Regions from separate parts of the Homo sapiens genome. Here region 1 is linked to region 2. Evidence: chromatin loops called from intact Hi-C (ENCODE). Cell type or tissue: gastrocnemius medialis. All regions are shown on one strand.

What was found. A loop is a pair of places that touch in the nucleus more often than their neighbours do. Peaks named below come from ENCODE experiments on the same cell type or tissue, not always from the same donor. Only the 100,000 strongest peaks of a DNase experiment are listed, where the experiment ranks them.
Region 1: a loop joins it to region 2, with 3 times the contacts of the local background. A loop is called at or near these places in 2 of 110 quality-filtered maps.

The regions. Positions count from the first base shown.
Region 1 is chr2:217,836,129-217,838,628 of GRCh38, reverse strand. TNS1 (tensin 1) reads left to right here. Exons shown (of 33, transcript NM_001387777.1): 20 at 2,418-2,500. Among named protein-coding and RNA genes, the nearest start is that of SNORA115, 3.6 kb to the right of the region's middle. In gastrocnemius medialis, a CTCF peak has its summit at 1,240; DNase peaks (open chromatin) are centred at 1,328 and 1,958; H3K27ac peaks cover 2,500 bases.
Region 2 is chr2:217,901,397-217,903,896 of GRCh38, reverse strand. All of the region lies in intron 6 of TNS1 (tensin 1), which reads left to right. Among named protein-coding and RNA genes, the nearest start is that of MIR6809, 2.0 kb to the right of the region's middle. In gastrocnemius medialis, no CTCF peak of the experiment used is centred here; DNase peaks (open chromatin) are centred at 1,006, 1,516 and 1,806; H3K4me3 peaks cover 797 bases; H3K27ac peaks cover 2,500 bases.

The DNA.
Region 1 (2,500 bases), 65 kb after region 2:
TGGGGCCATTGGTGCTCTGCAGGGGAGGGGCTGGCCCCGTGGGAGTGGAATGCAGGGTCTTACCCTTCCGCAGAGGGAGGCACTGCCCTGCAGCTCCTTAGCTCTTTGGAGGTCATTCCCTCCATTTCCCTGCCTCTGGTCAGAACATGCTCCCACGTGCCATTCTGGTGGTGATGGAGAGAGGATTGGGAAGGTGCAGCTCACCCTCAGATGGCTGACTGCCTCATGCCAGGATCTCACATTCTCTACGGATGTCAGGTGCCCCCTGCACCCCAAGCTGCTGCAGGCATCTGTGGCCCCTGAACATGGAGAAAGCTTTGGGAAGGTTGGGCAGAATGTTCTTTGTTTGTCCAGGAGATTCGGTGCCTCAAATGCAAACAGATCTATTTTTTAATGGCAAACGTCAGATCCCCAAGCAGGGAAACTGGCCACCCCTTGAAAAGGCAGAGGGATCTGCCAGAAAGAGCTGCTGGGGGCAGAGGAGCCCGGAACTGAGACCAGCCCTAATGCATTTATTTTAACCTTGGGGCTGAACTGAGTTCCAAACCCCAAGAGCGTCTCCCAAATGGGCTTCTTCTGTCACAATTATTGTTAGAAAATCAATGGCTATGTCTGTTTCTCTCTAATGTTTTTGCCAGGAATGAAATCAGTGGCAGTGTTGGTCCAAGCTGCCCAGGAGACCTGAGTGGGATGGGGGCTCCGGGGAGCTAAGGCCTGGGAGCCTGGGGTTGCTGCAGGGTTGCAGCAAGCTGCCCACCCTTCCCAAAACCACGCCCTTCTTTCCTTCAGGTAGATGCTCCTGGCAGCCCCTGGCTGGGTCTAATGGGACTCCTATTTTTCTGTTCTGCGAATAAGGGCTCTTCAAGGTGTGGGGCTTGTTTGCTTTAAGTGGAACAGTTTGTAAGTGGCAGAGTGAGGTCAGAGTCTAGTTTACTGTCCCCATCCTGGGCGCTATTTTCTTAGCTGAGATGGCAGCAGGGCTGCCCCTGATTAATAAAAAGCCCAAAGCGGAGACTCAGGGCACCACTCGGTACCTTCTGCATTTAATGTGCAAATGCCAGTCCTGCTGCTCTCCTGATGCGCCCCCCACCCCCGATTATGGGAGCCCCTGATTATGGGAGAGTATGAGGGCGTGTCTCAGAGTGGCTGTGCCTATGTGAGTGTAAGTGTGTGTCTGCCCGTAGGCTTGGCAGCCGGCAGCCTGCTGTTCATGACAAGTAGGAAGGCTTCCCAGGTGGCGCTGTTTATGGCAGCCTTTGTGGCTGTGCCAGACTGGGGGTGCTGGGGGGCGTGGCTGGGGACATGCAGTCCTCACTGTGGATGGCAGAAGATGTTTCTGTCTGAATGAGGGTGATTTCTGCTTGGCTGTACTGGCACATTCCTAGGGGCTGGCAGTGTGTGTGCAGTGTGTGTGCACACACGCTGACCCATGTGACCTGAGGCCTTTGTTAAGTCCTAGTGGTGGTGAAAGCAGGGCGGGGAATCTCTTCCCAGAAGAGAGTCAAGACCAGAAGCCCACGCTTCAGGCTGGGTCTTGGCCTCTGGGACCCAGGAAGTGAGTTTTCTAGGATTCTGGGAGCCAGCTCAATGAGGCAATGGATTCCGTGCCTCAGCCCAGCTGTGGGAAGAGGGAGTGGGAAGGAAGGAGGGTGAGATTAACAGCATCCCCAGGCCTGTGGAATGGGATTGGGATGGGAAGTACAGAAAAGCAGATGGAGCACACGACTTCTCTCTGTCTGCTCTTCAGCTGGGAGGGACATGGTGGGATCCGCCGCTATCTTTGGGGCAGGGAAAAGGGGGCGGGGAGCTAAGAGGCCAGTATAAGGGGAGTTGGTAAGAGGTTCAGCGGTACACCGGATGAAGTTGGGGAACCCCAGAGAAAGCCAAAAATATCCCAGAGGCCAACTGGGGCTGGGGACTTCGTAACAAGGCTTAGTCATGTCTTTGTTTCTCCTTGGGAGCACCATTTGCAAGATGATGCAATTTAGCCCTTTCCAAGAGTTCTTCCCCACAGGCTTGATGTTGCTGGTTGGTTGATGCAGTTGCCTTGGAGACTGTCTTTTCCCTCCACCTCCCCTCCCTTGTCTGGAAGCTCTGGCCCTCCGCCTCCAGGGGTTGGAAGTAGTTGACATCTGTTTCTTGTATCAGTCCTTTGTGTTCTTGGTCTCAGCTCTGTGTGGAGAGATTCCTGGTGAAGTCTGAGCCAATCTAAGCAGATCCCCTCTCCTGCAGAGAAAACCTGGGGTGTGAACAGAGTTGGACCCAGGAGGGCTGAGGGGAAGACAATGGGGGATGACAGGCGAGCCCCAGCATGGCCTCTGAGCTAGGAGGCACTGCCTTCTCTGATGGGATTAGGCCGATTGATCATTTCTTACACAAAAATGCTCATTGTCCTCTACACCCTGCTTTCCTCCCAGGGGTACAGGCTCGGGAGAAGCAGCCTGCAGAGCCCCCAGCCCCTCTGCGGAGGCGGGCGGCCAGTGATGGACAGTATGAGAAC
Region 2 (2,500 bases):
CCACCCAAGGCTGGAGGTTCGTGCTCCTTGCCTCATGACGGGGAAGAAGGCAGCAGATAACAGAACCTGGGGTCATAGACCTTGAGCCACCCAGTAGTGTCTGAGTGGTGATCCACTCTTGCCTGCAATGAGGACCAAGGCAAAAAGAGTTGGCTGAATCTGCAGCAGGAAGGATGAGGGTTAGATACCAGGAGGAAATTCCTGACAGTGAGAAAAGTAAGACACTCTGTCTGGGAGGCTGTCGAATTTCCTTTCATGGTGCCCTTTCAGCAAAGGAAGGATTGTGTTTTGGAGGTAAGGATGGGGAGAGTTCTGTTTGGTGTTTAGAGAGTTGGATGAAAAGTTCTGTAATCAACCTGTGTCTTGAGAGGAGCCAGGAAGAAGTTCAAAGCCATTTGGGTAAGGTGATTTGTGATCCCCGGAGAGGAAAAGAATAGGATTACAGGCAGGCAGAGAGCTTATTTTCCTTTTTATAAGGTTTGTAAAGTCCTGTAGTCGTTTTCCCTAGGGGCTCCACGCGGAGTAGGCAGAAGATTATGTGAGCACTGTGCAGTGCCCATTTTACAGATGGACAAATGAGACGGAACCTCTACTCCTCACACTGGGTATGGTGATGAGTATCATGGTCTGTAAAATATAAGCTCTCTGAGGTCAGGGACTTCACTTCCTTTGTCCCCTGGTGTCTAGAACATGGCTGGGCACACAGCTGGTGGCACTCGGTGGATGTTTGCTGAATGAGAGAATGAGCATGAAGATTGGAGGCCCAGGGATGACCGGATGCCTTGTGTTACTCCCACTGTGCTTGTAAAAAGCCTACGTGATGAGGCATGCTTCCAAAGGCACCATCTCTAGCCTCGTGTGAGGTCACCTGTGTTTCTGGAGCAGTAGGGTGTGTTTGCTGACATGCCGTGCCCCTGCCCCAGCCCATTTGTTGTTCTCTGAGTTCTGTCTGTCTGTGTGTACCGACACTCAGACGTGTCACCGTGCATGTCTGCTGTCCGCCAGCAAGGGTCACGTGCCCCCAAACTTTGCAGAAAACAGGAAGCCCCGTCAGTGAGAGGGCAGCCCAGTGATTCATCAGGGGATGACAGTCCCAGCTGTTCGTCCCCCATCCTCTGCACTGGGGTCACTGTCCAGGGTGGCTTCCTCCCCATGCCTCCCCTCCCCTCCCCGCCCGGTGGAGCAGAGCGGGCTTGGACTTTGCCTTATCACCTCTGGAGGCGGCCTGGCCAGACTCTGTTTGGGCCAAGTTTTTATTTATCTTCACTGGCTTTTTTTGGGGTGGGGAGGCTGAGGAATGTGGAGTGTTGTAATGTTTGGAAGAGGGCGGTGGGGAAAGGGGAGCCAGGTCTCCTGTCCTGCTTGTCCTGCTTACCCCTGCACCTTTGCAGGCTCCCGGCCCCCCTTGGTTCCCCAGTTCCCCCTGCCAAGCCCATATCAATATGGCCCATTGTCTTTCTCCAGCTCCCTGGGTCTGGTCCCATGCTCCTGGCCACACCTCACGTCTTGGCTACCGTTGTGGCTTCCAGTTGTTCAAAGCAGCTGTGGTGGCTTCCTCCAAAAGTGGCTACGGATCAGCAACAGATGAAACTCAAGGGGCTATTTATAGCAGGGTGGCCCTGGGGCCTGGAGCAGGGCCTAGGGCCTGGGGAGATTCAGGGACTCCTCATTAGGGACCAGTGAAATGGAGATGGGTGAACTGTTGGGTTTCTGTGTTCCTCTGAGGGGGCAGTTTTGGAACAGCCTGGTTTGGGTCTTGAAAACCAAACACAGTCACTCGTTGACTCCCAGCTCCACCCCTGTCTAATCCCCCCACCCCCAAGCTTGACTCATGCAAACTGGAGTCCTCAGGGCCAGAAGAGCTGTGAGACTTAGAAACTTCCCCCCAGTAGCCCCACTTGGCTCTTCCCTCCTTCACTGCTGAGGAGCTGCTCATTGGTCCGAGGCAGCTGGGACTCTGGGCAGAGCCTTCTTCCGGACAGCTGGATGGAGGGTCCCCCTCTTAGCAGAGCTGCTCTAACTTGGGGCTCAGCTGGGAGCTGGACCTCGGAACCCACCTATCCTGCCTCGTAGGCACTGCGGAGCCAGGAGAGGGGTGCAGGGGCTCCTCTTCTTGGAGACCCCGTGGTCAAGCCCCAGGTTGGAGTGTGAATCCTGCCTGGCCGTCAACTTCCCAGGGACTTGAGGGTAAGTTATTCTGTGCCTCAGTTTCTTCCTTTCTTGGCAGATTGTGGTCCTGTCTCTTTAAAGAAGAGGCTGCAACTTGGCGGTAGGAAAAGACCATTTTCTGAGAGGCACATGGGTGTTTGGAAGGTGTCAATGGGCTCAGGAGGTCTGAGAATCTAGAAACTGGCCTTCCCAATTCTGCATCCTGTGAGGTGACTGGAAGGATGGGTAGAGGCGATGCAGGGTGTTGGTTTTCTATAGAGGTGAATGTTTGGTTGTAACTACCCTTTTCATTTTTCTTGATACAAAAGTAACAACAAAAACAACAGCTGTC